2 separate regions of the Homo sapiens genome follow, and region 1 is linked to region 2. The links are chromatin contacts, found by Hi-C in ENCODE. All regions are on one chromosome and are shown on one strand. Each heading gives the region's core, a stretch centred on a gene start or an enhancer-like site at or near the end of the contact. The rest is flanking DNA. Distances are from core to core; before and after follow the strand shown. Region 1 holds the start of CHAF1A (chromatin assembly factor 1 subunit A). Region 2 holds the start of PTBP1 (polypyrimidine tract binding protein 1).

Evidence for each region. A loop is a pair of places that touch in the nucleus more often than their neighbours do. Pooled maps may share reads with other maps.
Region 1: a map of CD8-positive, alpha-beta T cell shows a loop between it and region 2 (23-fold over the local background). The contact joins the promoter of CHAF1A here to the promoter of PTBP1 in region 2. A Hi-C loop is called at or near these places in 2 of 168 maps with a recorded cell type or tissue (CD8-positive, alpha-beta T cell and naive thymus-derived CD4-positive, alpha-beta T cell), 1 of 37 single-sample maps with no recorded cell type and 5 of 50 pooled maps.

The regions. Positions count from the first base shown.
Region 1 is chr19:4,400,032-4,406,267 of GRCh38, forward strand. It overlaps CHAF1A (chromatin assembly factor 1 subunit A), which reads left to right and starts at 2,609. Exons shown (of 15, transcript NM_005483.3): 1 at 2,609-2,783; 2 at 5,881-5,931. The coding sequence starts at 2,732. It overlaps SH3GL1 (SH3 domain containing GRB2 like 1, endophilin A2), which reads right to left and starts at 516. Exons shown (of 10, transcript NM_003025.4): 1 at 293-516. The coding sequence starts at 337. RefSeq lists enhancers at 1-706, 2,369-3,066, 3,067-3,762 and silencers at 1-44, 105-614, 2,577-2,856.
Region 2 is chr19:792,743-798,783 of GRCh38, forward strand. It overlaps PTBP1 (polypyrimidine tract binding protein 1), which reads left to right and starts at 4,710. Exons shown (of 15, transcript NM_002819.5): 1 at 4,710-4,763. The coding sequence starts at 4,756. RefSeq lists enhancers at 3,829-4,464, 4,117-4,456, 4,663-5,548, 5,549-6,041 and silencers at 4,369-4,723, 4,487-4,836, 4,847-5,026, 5,097-5,406.

The DNA.
Region 1 (6,236 bases), core at 1,359-3,858, 3.6 Mb after region 2:
CCGCCTTTGCAGCGGAGAGAAGGAGGGGAGAGGTCCGCGTCCCTGGGCAGCCCAGGGTGCCTCTCCCCTCCTCCCAGGGGCTCTGTCCCCGCTTCTGGAGCCCGCATGGCGGGCAGGGCCTGGGCCACCTCGTCGCCCCCGTCCGTCCCTTGGTCTTCCCACCTGGCAGGGGACACGCGCCAACGTCCCCACCTCGGTCCCCCCGGCCCCCTCCCGGGCCAGGTCGGGCCTGGCTCCCTCATCCGGGCAGCCCGGGGCCCGGTACTCGGCTCCCGCCTGGGCCTGCGCTCACCTGGCTCGCCTTGTAGAACTGCTTCTTCAGCCCCGCCACCGACATGCTGCCGCCCGCCGCCGAGCCTCCCGCCCGGACCGCGCCAGCGACAGGCTCCCGGGCGCCGCCGACCCTCTGCGCGCCTCAGCAGTCCCCGTCGGCGCCGCCTCCGCCACCCGCTTGCCAGCTCCGCGCCCGCCCCGGCGCCGCCTCAGCCGCTCGCGCGCCCGCGCGGCCAGGATATTACATGGCAACCGCACGCTTCCGGTGCCGGCCCCCGCGCGCGCCCCCGGCCCCCGCGCGCGCCCCCGGCCCCGTCTGCGCACGCGCGCCCTCTGCCGGCTGAAGAGCGCACGTGCACATTGTCTACCGCGGGAGAGGCCGCCTCTGTCAGTGAGTTGAGCGGGGCGAGCCTAGAGGGGCCGTAGCAGTTGCAGCGCCCCCTGGAGTCGTGGAGGTGACCCTAACGTCTTGGAAAACGCGCTTAGTTTAAACCTGGCCAGGGAGGTTGGGAAGTAGAAGGGGCCCCTGCTTACGATTCTTCAGATTCCTGTTTACTCATCTTAGCTAAATCCAGTTCGTCTAAGTGTTCAGCCCCCTCCCATTTTTATTTATTTATTTATTTTTTTTTTGAGACGGAGTCTTGCTTTGTCTCCCAGGCTGGAGTGCAGTGGCGTGATCTCGGCTCACTGCAACCTCCGCCTCCCGGGTTCAAGCGATTCTCCTGCCTCAGCCTCCCAAGTAGCTGAGATTACAGGCGCGCACCACCATGCTAGGCTAATTTTTGTATTTTTAGTAGAGACAGTGTTTCGCCATGTTGGCCAGGCTGGTCTCGAACTCCTGACCTCAGGTGATCCAACCCCCAACCCCCCCACCAAATCCAGCCTCCCAAAGTACTGGTCTCACAGGTATGAGCCACCGTGCCCGGCCACCTCTCTTCCTCTCTCTCTCTGTCCTGTGTTCATCCATTCAGTTGCCCACGTGACACATCTAGACATCTAGGTCTGTCTTCATGCCTTGACCATACTTTCCACCAGTCCTCCCCTCCAATTCTTCCTTGTCATGGCAGCCAGAAAGATGCTTCTAGAATGCAATTCAGGGCCAGGGGCGGTGGCTCACGCCTGTAATCCCAGCACTTTGGGAGGCCTAGGTGGGCGGATCACGAGGTCAGGAGATTGAGACCATCCTGGCTAACACGGTGAAACCCTGTCTCTACTAAAAAATAGAAAAAATTAGCCGGACGTGGTGGCGGGCGCCTGTGGTCCCAGCTACTAGGGACTCCGTCTCAAGAAAAAAGAAAGAAAGAAAGGAAGGAAGGAAGGAAGGAAGGAAGGAAGGAAGGAAGAAAGAAAGAAAGAAAACCTGTTTCTACACTCACAGGCTGACACTGAAGTTCTCTGTTTTGTGTGAGGCTTTTAATCTGCTTGATCTACACAGTTCAATCAAATATTTATACATTCACTCAAACATTTATTGACCTGGTAAATATGATCAGTTACTAACAGGTCCTGGGGTTCCAGTGAGGAATGAGTCCTACCCTCGCCAGAACTAATGACAAAAGGCAGAAATTAATTCATTAGTCAAATAACAAACTAATAAATAGACACAGCTGTAATTGCTTTAAGGAAAAGAACAGTGTTGTAGGCACTTGATATTGTCAGGGTTGGGGAAGAAAAGGCTTCCTGGGGTGACGATCTAAGATCTGAAAAGTATAAATTAGCCAGGAAAAGAGCTGCGAAAAGATTGTTCTAGGCAGAGAAAACAGCATGTGCCAATTTCCTGAGGATTAAACCAGAAACGATCCATTTCGTCCATTTCGTTCACTCATTCTACATGTTATTTACTGAATGTCAAATACTTCCGAAGCGCTCCCCAGACTTCGTTTTATTGTTCTTGTAGAAAGCAATTTATAATTTTAATTGCTGTTGCTATATTTAGCCGATGTCCCATTAGGATAAACTCAAAACTCCAGGTTCCTCATCTAAATCCCACTTTCAAGTTGTCATCTGCGCCTTGCGTAAAATGTTCTGGTGACGTAAGAGCCTGGGCCTCCCTCCTCTTAGGGACTATCCCACGCGATCAGCCAGTCGCAGCGCAGAGCAATGAGCTTGACACCTCCTTCCTCCAATCGCAGGGCAGCTCCTCCCAGCCAATGACAGGCCTCCGAGGGGAAGCCCAGTCCCTCGCGGATATGTCAATGGGCGAGCCCTGGGAGGAATGGAAGTCACGGATCTCGCGAGGATGCCCCCGGCGCCCCTCAATTCCCGAGGCGGGCCGTCACGTGACCCGGGCTCGCCCAATTGGCGCGCGGACTGCGGGGGTCGCCGCGGTTCCCGCCAAATACGAGCGCGGCGGCCGCGGCGGCAGCAGCGGCGCGGGCGGGAGGGCGAAGAGCAGCGGCCGCCTGAGGGGAGCCCGCGCCTCCGCCGCCTGAGAGGAGGTCGAGCTGCCGCCGGGGCGATGCTGGAGGAGCTGGAGTGCGGGGCGCCCGGCGCCAGGGGAGCCGCCACAGGTCGGTTCGGGCCCGCGCCGAGGGGAAGGGGGGGCGCGGCGCGCGGCCTGGACGGGCCGAGGCGGCGATGGGAGGCGGACGGGCCTCCGGGCGCCAAGCCTGGTCCTGCGGGCCGGGCGTTCACCCCCTGGGGCCTTCTCATCCCCAGCGAGGGCCTGGCGTCCCCAAGGGCACCCTTGTTGACGTTATTGTTGTAGCCGCGACCATATTGTTTGTTTCCGGCGCTTTTGCGTCAGTTCGTCCCTCCAGGACTCTCTGGGGCGGTGGGTCGGAGGGGCCGAGAGGGGAAACTGAGGCCCAGGGAAGCGAAAGGGCTTGCCCTGCAGGTTACTGGATGCGTTTGTGTCCCTTGACCATGTTGGACCTTGCAGCGGGTGGGGAAACTGAGGCCCAAGGTCGCACGGGCTCGGGGACCAGTACCGATGCCGCTGAGGGTCGGGGTAAGCCCGGGTAAGAAGAGGCCCAGATGGTAGAGATGGCCAGGAGGGTGGGACTCCCGAGTTCTTGCTCCTTCCTGATATGCACCGTGACTTCCTCCTCCGTGTGCCTTGGAATGGGGTCTTTGGAGCCCACCACAGGCCTCCTGAAACGTGGGAGGGTGAACCAAGGAAGACCAGACTGTCCCTCTCCCTTGCTGGACTCTGCATTACATAACGCTTTGGCAGCACTTGGCATTACGCTTTGGCACATAGTAGGTGCTCAGTAAATAACGTGAACGAATGAAGGGCTAGAATGGACGCCAGTCCAGTTTCTCAGCCTCAGCAGTGTTGATATTTGTTGCCGTCCTGGGCACGGCACTGCAGGGTGTTAAGCATCATCCCTGGCCTCCGCCTTTTGCAGGCCAGTAGCAGCCCCTCTCACCATGCCTTAGTAACAGCCAGAAATACCATTGCCCTGTGTCCCCTATGGGGCAGATTCCGCCTTGGCTGAAAATCATGGCTGTAGTTCCTTCTAGCCTGTGGGATTTCCCGGAGACATAAAATTAATATAAAGTTGGTACTGTCGTGGAGCTGTGATGTTTTAAGTCAGGATGTTTAACTTTATTTATTTATTTATTTTGAGACTGAGTCTTGCTCTGTTGCCCAACCTCTGCCTCTCTGGTTCAAGCGATTCTTCTGCCTCAGCCTCCCAAGTAGCTGGGATTACAGGCCTGCACCACCATGCCTGGCTAATTTTTGTATTTTTTAGTAGAGACGGGGTTTCACCATGTTGGGCAGGCTGGTCTCGAACTTCTGACCTCAGGTAATCCACCTGCATTGGCCTCCCAAAATGCTGGGATTACAGGCATGAGCCACCATGCCTGGCCAGGATATTTAACTTTAAAAAAAAAAATCGCTACTCGCTAGGACCATGCTATCATGAAAGGAAAGTATATTTTAGTGCCAAATAAAATTAGAAAGGATGTAATCGCAGAATAAAGAGCAGTTAGTAACTTTATACACACATATGTGTTAATCGTGTGTATCTTTGGATCTCTGGATTGGGAGTGTCCCGTTTTATATACAAGATTTTTTAATGAGGGTGGGTCCTGTTTTTAATGAGGTTGTTTCTGTTCCACTTGCACCAAAGCTAGTGACTCAAAGCCACACAAATAGATTTTTGTGATTGTCTCGAAAATAAAGTTAAGTGACTAAAAATCATATCCTTCAGTTAGGGGGTAGAAATCCATGGCTTTTGGTAAGTGGACACTTGAGAATGATACTGTCTTTATTTCTTTGAAGTGGCTAGAAAGGAAACATGAATTTTCTCAGTACCTTTTCTTATTCACTAAGCTTGGGGCGGTGGGTGAGGGGTGGTTTCATGTATGGACGATGGAGTTTTTTAGGAAGCCCCAGTCTGCTTTTAAAAAGTACTCACTTTTATGTAATGCTTACAAAACATACGTAGATTAACCAAAATAACTAAACTAGGTTTTGCCAAGCCAGATCTCCTGGTAAGTGTGAGCTTCCTAAACTTACTCTGTTTAAGGTATTTATCTAAAGACTCGCTTCTATTTATGATCACTGCTGCATCTGCTTTGATATTATTAGATGGTTTCTTGAGATTTTTTTTGCAGGAAAATATTTTGTCTTATCTTCTCTTGACAGCACTTCAGCTCCTGCCTGGCAAGCTCAAAGTGCTTTAAATTGTGGTACCTTCATGAATTCTCTTTAAAAAGAAAAGGATCCCTTTTCTGATTTTACAGATTTGGTGGTGGTATGGGGGCTTGGGTTGGAGGAAGATGTTTGGGGATCATGGGAATGAAATAGGTAATCTGATGTTTTCTCTCCTCCCTACTTTTACTCATTCCACTTTCATTTCATGAAACAGTTCCGGTTACTCTCTTAGTTGGCTTTCTGATTTATTCCAGACCCTAACCAGGTACCATAGGTGCAGCATGGAACAAGTCTTTCTGCTGTCATAGAGTTGGCATTTTGTTTCCAGAGAGACGTAATAAACACGAAAGTTTCAGATTAAATGCCACAAAGAAAATAAAACAAGACATGACAGTGTCTAGGGTAGGATTTCTCAACCTATTAACATTTTGAGGCCAAGCGCCGTGGCCAGCACTTTGGGAGGCTGAGGCGGGTGGATCACGAGGTCAGGAGTTCGAGACCATTCTGGCTAACATGGTGAAACCCCGTCTCTGCTAAAAATACAAAAATTAGCCGAGAGTGGTGGCATGCGCCTGTAGTCCCAGCTACTTGAGAGAGTGAGGCAGGAGAATCGCTTGAACCCAGGAGGCGGAGGTTGCAGTGAGCTGAGACTGTGCCATTGCACTCCAGCCTGGGCGACAGAGTGAGACTCTGTCTCCAAAAAAAAAAAAAAAATTTTTTTTTTTTGGCCCATATAATTCTTCATTGTGGTGTGCTGTGCATTGCATTGTGGGACATTTAGCAGAATCCCTGGCCTCTACCCACTGGATGTGAATAGCATCCCTTTGAGCCCTCCCTGCATCATGACAACCAAAAACATCTCTAGACTGTGTCAAATGGCCCCCGAGGACAGAGGGGTCAGAATTGCCTCCACCTTGTACATAATTGGCTCTACATATGTATTTGCTAACTTGATTATTTGCAGAATTTAACAGTTTACCCTTTGACACTTTTATTTGCAGCCATGGATTGCAAAGATAGACCAGCTTTTCCAGTTAAGAAGTTAATACAAGGTAATTATTTGGAAATGGGTTAAAGAGTTGTTCGTAGTTTATAGTCTTCCTTGTCTCTTGTTGGAGACCTCAGTGGAAGCCTGGAGCTAGAGGGGAGAGAAACAGTCCTTCTTCAGACCAGGAAGCTGGGAAAATGCTTTTCACACAGTAATGTCTCGTGGGGTTCCCACAAGTAAACCCCGAGGCCTCCACTTATGCACGATTGGTGTTTTGTAACTTGCAGCTGGGAGCTCTCCTGTATGTTGTAGGGAGCGTAGCAGCATCCCTGGCCTCTTCCCACCGGATGCCAGTAAGTGCATCCTCCA
Region 2 (6,041 bases), core at 3,460-5,959:
CACCGAACCCCCACTCCAAGCTCCGTTCAACAGAAATCCAGGAAATGGGCCGGAGAGGCTGGGAGACCACCCAGGAGACCAGCCCGAGGCCGCGCCCTGGATCCCTGAGCCCTCACTTTTGTAATTAAGATAATAAACCTGTGCTGGCTGTGCGGGCACACACCTGTCATCCCAGCACTTTGGGAGACCAAGGCGGGCAGATCACCTGAGGTCAGGAGTTCGAGACCAGCCTGGCCAACACAGTGAAACCCCATCTCTACTAAAAATACAAAAATTAGGCTGGGTGTGGTGGCTCACAGGTGGATTACAGGGTGGCCTGTAATCCCAGCACTTTGGGAGGCCAAGGAGGGCAGATCACAAGGTCAAGAGATCGAGACCATCCTGGCCAACATGCTGAAACCCCGTCTCTATTAAAAGTATAAAAATTAGCTGGGCATGGTGGTGGGCGCCTGTAGTCCCAGCTACTCGGGAGGCTGAGGCAGGAGACTCGCTTGAACCCAGGAGGCGGAGGTTGCAGTGAGCTGAGATCACGCCATTGCACTCCAGCCTGGGCGACAGAGCGAGACGCCGTCTCAGAAAAAGAAAAAAATAAATCAAATAAAAAAATAAGAATAAAAATACAAAAATTAGCTAGGCGTGGTGGCAGGCACCTGTAATCCCAACTACTCAGGAGGCTGACGCAGAAGAATCACTTGAACCCGGGAGGCAGAGGTTGCAGTGAGCCAAGATTGCGCCACTGTACTCCAGCCTGGGCAATAGAGTGAGGTTCCATCCCCCCCAAAAAAAAAACAAAAAAAAAGGAAAAGGAAAAATAAATCTATGGAACTGCTCATGGGGAGGAGGGACGGCCTGGCCCTGCCACTCATGTTGACGAAGAAGTAAACTGAGGCACGGCCCTTCCCTCCCCCATCAGAACTGAAAGGTGTCTGAGGCCCCAGCAGGCCCTCTGCATGAGATTCGGTGGCTCTGAGGGCCTCAGATGTCCTCACTCCCCCCCCCGTTTCTCCTGCCAGGCTCAGAGTATCATTTTCAAAATGGTAACCAGCAAACCAACGTGATTCTCGCACAAAGGCAAGGTGAGCCTGTTCCTCGCTCACCCTGAATCATTCATGAAGGAGGCAGCTGGCCTGCGGGCTGGGATGGGAGACAGGAGAGGAGAAAAGACAGAGGCTGGGCCCTGCTCGCTAAATAAATCAGGTGCCCACGGGAGCCCCTGGGCGTCTTCCCGCGCTGGCGTTCTGCATATGACAGCTGACCTGTAAATTGCTGGGCCCTCAGCCATGGTTACTGTCAGGCCAGCCCAGGAAGGACACTGGTTTCAGGTGACCTGGGTGAGGTGGAGGCGGTGGGGGGGGTTCCTGGGACCAGGCCGCCATTGCAAAAACAAACGGCCTGCTTGTACCTGCTATCGCCCTCTAAGCTTCAGGTGGTGGGTGGGGCTGAGGGGCTGAGAGGTGGCCCCAAAGAAAGACAACCACATCCTAAACCCTGGAACCCGTGAACAAGGCTTCATTTGGAACACCAGTCTTTGAAGGTACCATTAAGTGTCTTGAGATGAGATCATCCTGGAGTCTGCAGGTAGACCCTAAATTCCGCGACATACATTTTATTTTTTATTTTTACTTTTTTTTTTGAGATAGCGTGTCACTCTGTTGCCCAGGCTGGAGTACAGTGGCGTAATCTAGGCTCACTGCAACCTCCGCCTCCCGCGTTCAAGTGATTCTCCCGCCTCAGTCTCCCGAGTAGCTGGGATTACAGGAGCAAACCACCACGCCCGGCAAATTTTTGTATTTTTAGTGGAAACGGGCTTTCACCATGTTGGCCAGGATAGTCTCAGGCTCTTCACCTTGTGATCCGCCTGCCTCGGCCTTCCAAAGTGCTGGGATGACAGGTGTTTATTTTCGTTTTTGTTTTTTAGAGACAGAGTTTCACTCCTGTTGCCCAGGCTGGAGTGCAATGGCGCAATCTCGGCTCACTGCAACCTCCGCCTCCCGGGTTCAAGTGATTCTCTTGCCTCAGCCTCCCAAGGAGCTGGGATTATAGGGCATGCACCACCACGCCTGGCTAATTTTTGTATTTTTGGTGGAGAGGAGGTTTCTCCATGTTGGCCAGGCTGGTCTCGAACTCTGACCTCAGGTGATCCACTCACCTCGGCCTGCCAGAGTGCTGGGATTACAGGTGTGAGCCATTGCACCCGGCCAGACACTGTCTTAAAAAAATAAAAATAAAAAAAGGTACTGGACAGGTGGCTGGTCATGTGGGGCTTGCGGGGTAAGGGATGGCCTTGGGTTTATACTTTGAGCAAGACAGGAGGCCTGGCGGGGCCACGATCAGAAGTGGGTTTTAACACGATTCCGAAGGGTTAGACTGGTGCTTGGAACCTGGTGGTCTCTACTGCTGCCAGCTGCCACTCAGACCCCCGGCCGCCCCTGCCTGTCTGCTTTCAGGGCGGGGCCCATCCCAGGCACTCCGCGAACAGACAGAAGCGGCTGGTTCTGGTGGTGTGAGGATGGGGGTCTCCAGGGGAGCAAATCCACAGTAACACACTGGGCTTCTCCCAGATCCACCGGACATTCCTGATGAGTGACCCTGGCTGCAGATGGCTCTTGGTGAGTCTCCGTTGACCGGGTGGTTCGGGCCAAAGGACCTTGCCGTGCGATGCCTCCATGGAGCTCGGCGGCCACCCCTAATCCGGGCTGGAATCCTCTGGCACCAGACGCCCGGCGGGGCTCCAAGGCTCCTGGGCCCACGCCAGGCCCCGGCCTGAAACGCAGCACTGCTGGAATAAAACACGCCAGAGAAGCAGGGCGCTAGGCTCGCCTGGATTTGGGGAAACGAGAATTGTCATGTCTTCTCCCTCCGTAGGTTGGTGTTAATGAAAAACCCCCTTTTCAGCATGGACTAAATCCCGCTAATTCTATTTAGGGAGCAGTGTCTACTCCGGGCCGGGAACTGCTCCGGTTTCCAACCGCAGCCTCCCGTGAGGGTCCCAGTGTGGAGGGCCGGGGTCATCCCCTCACTCTGGGATGGCTCCCAACCCGCTGACCTGGCCTCCCCGTCAGGCACCCTCACAGCTCTGTCAGACTCTTCATGTGATCAGCGCTCCTGGGAACATTAGTTTAGGGTGTTTTCTGCTGCTGGGATGGTGGCCCGGGAGGGACCCTCCTGGTGACCCTGCTGGGCCTGGCCCTCAGTTTCCCCAGCCGTAGGCTGGCAGCCTCGAACTGTACGAGCTCCAGGCCACAGTTTCCCCAGCTGTAGGTCAGTGGGCCAGGGACTGTAGGGGGCTCGGGCCTCAGTTTCCCCAGCTGTAGGCGGGTGGCTTGGGCCTCAGTTTCCCCACCTGTAGGCGGGCGGCCTTGGATTGTATGGAGCCCGGGCCTCAGTTTCTCCAGCTGTAGGCGGATGGCCGTGGACTGTGTGTGGCCTGGGCCTCAGTTTCCCCCGCTGTAGGCAGATGGCCGTGGACTGTGTGTGGCTTTGGCCTCAGTTTCCCCAGCTGTAGGCGGATGGCCGTGGACTGTGTGTGGCCCGGACCTCAGCTTCCCCAGCTTTAGGCGGTTGGCCGCGGACTGTGCAAAGTCCAGGCCTCAGTTTCCCCAGCTGTAAGCGGGCGGCCGCCCACTGTACAAGGTCCAGGCCTCAGTTTCCCCAGCTGTAGGTGAGAGGCCGCGGACTGTACAAGGTCCAGGCCTCAGTTTCCCCAGCTGTAGGCGGGCGGCCAAGGACTGCAAGGTCCAGGCCTCAGTTTCCCCACCTGTAGGCGGGCGGCCGCGGACTGTACAAGGTCCAGGCCTCAGTTTCCCCAGCTGTAGGTGAGAGGCCGCGGACTGTACAAGGTCCAGGCCTCAGTTTCCCCAGCTGTAGGCGGGCGGCCGCCTACTGTATAAGGTCCAGGCCTCAGTTTCCCCAGCTGTAGGCGGGCGGCCGCGGACTGTACAAGGTCCAGGCCTCAGTTTTCCCAGCTGTAGGCAGCCGGCCGCGGACTGTGCGGGGCCCGGACCTCAGTTTCCCTATCTCCGCAGTCGGGATTCGCTGTTCCGGGGCGAACAAAGAACGGTCGGGGGTGACCCCGGATCATGGCGCGCCCGCAGTATCTGTGGCCACTGTGGAAACAGCCCTGGCGTGTCCGGGACGCGACGCGGCCTTTCCCTCCCCGCGCGATCACCCAGATGTGAGCGCTCAGTTTGAATCGGACTTTTTGGCCATGTGCCCACAACCAACATGGAGCCCTGAGGGTTTCCTGCCCGACTCCAAGATGGCGATGCGACTCCCTTTGCCCTCACGGCCCAGGCGGGCGGGTCCTGCCCACTTGCAAGATGGCGGCAGCCTGGGCAAAGCACGCTTCCCGCCGCCTGACTCGCCACGTACCCACTCTCAAGATGGCGTCTCCCGCAAAGCCACGCGCCAGCTGACTGGCTCAGACGCCGTCACGTGATCCCATTTTCTCCCCCTCCCCCGACTACACAAGCCGTTTCCGCCTTCGGCCTTGAGGAATAACCGCCTCCCCCAATAGGCGCCTGCGATTTCTCTGGGTCCCGCCCCCGGGCGGCCTTCTGGCCAGTGGGAGGTGCTGGCGGGGGCCCGCGGGGCTCTCCCCGCCCCCTGGCTGCAGCGGGAGCCAATGGGCAGCGCGCGCGGGGGACGTGTGCGGGCGTCTCCGCCATTTTGTGAGTCTATAACTCGGAGCCGTTGGGTCGGTTCCTGCTATTCCGGCGCCTCCACTCCGTCCCCCGCGGGTCTGCTCTGTGTGCCATGGACGGGTGAGTCGCACGTCGCCCCGCGCCCCACCGCCCTCCCCGCGCCGCAGCCCTGCCCCCGCCGCCGCGCCGGCCTCCCCGGGGCCGATCTCGCCCCCTCTCGGGCGGGAGGGGGCGGCGGGCTCTCCCCTTCCTCTCCGCGTGGCGGGCGCGGGTGCGGGGCGGGTCAGGGGCTTCCCGGGGGTCTGGCCGCGTCCCCATCCCCCGTCCGGCCCGCTTCCGGCCCCCGCGCGCCCCGTCCCTAGCGCACGCGGCCTCCCGCGCCCCTCCCCCTCCGCGCGCGTCCCCGCACTTCGCCTTTGCCCCGCCTCGGCGGCGCGCGGCCCTTCCCGCTTCCCGTCCGGCCCTCGCGCGCCCGGATGGCCCTTCCCGCCTCCCGTCCGCTCCCCTCGTGCGCCTGCGTAGCCCGTCGCGCGTCCCCGTTGGCCCCAGCGCGCGTGCGCGGCCGCCATCGGGGGCGCGCGCCTTTCCCGCCGCCCGGACTCTGCCCCCGGCGCAGCCCCGGAAGCGCAGGCGGGGCTGGGGCGGCCGCCGGGAGGGAAAGCTGGCGCCGGGGCCTCGCCGCGGGCCCGAGTCTCTGCGCTCCCCGCCCTACCCCTGCCCCCCGTGCGCCCCGGGCCGCGGCCAAGGGGTTTCGGTGATCTCGGGAGAGAAGCGGCCGCCCCGAGGGTCTGTCCTCCGCCCCGGGGCCGGAGGGGCCTCTCCAGGGACCCCCGCGGGCGCCGTCATGGGGAGGGGCCTTCCCGGCTCTCGGGCCGGGGCAGCCTTTCCGGGCGGCTTTGCTGGGCGGGCTTCCCTTGGGAGAGGTGGGAGCCCCCTCCAGAAAGGCCGTGTCCCGCCGAGCGCTTCCTGCGCGAGGCCCTCCCTGGGAATAGGAAGCGGGAGAGGCTGGAGATGTTTCGCATTCTTTCCGTTTTCCTGAGAAGTTTTTCTTGGGTTCAGTCACTTTTAAAAGTCTGTTAAACGTGGTCCGTGCAGTCTGTGGTGTCAGAAGAGGCGCAGCCCTAGAGTGGGTCTGGACCCCTTAGCATGCGTGCGGGCAGGTGGGTCCTGCAGACGGCGAGACGAGGGCTCCCCGCTCTCGGACCCAGCACCGCGGGCTCGGGGGCCGCGCACTCGCCTCCCGGAGTGAGGCAGGAGGCCCGGAGGCTGCCCTTCCGACGGACGCTCCGAGTCACTTAGGGCCTCGCCGGGAGTTGCAGTGGCCGGGAGAAGCCGTGGGGAGCTCACTGTTGGGTCAGGACCTGGCCGGGGCTGAAGGGAGGGCCTCGGACAGTCCGG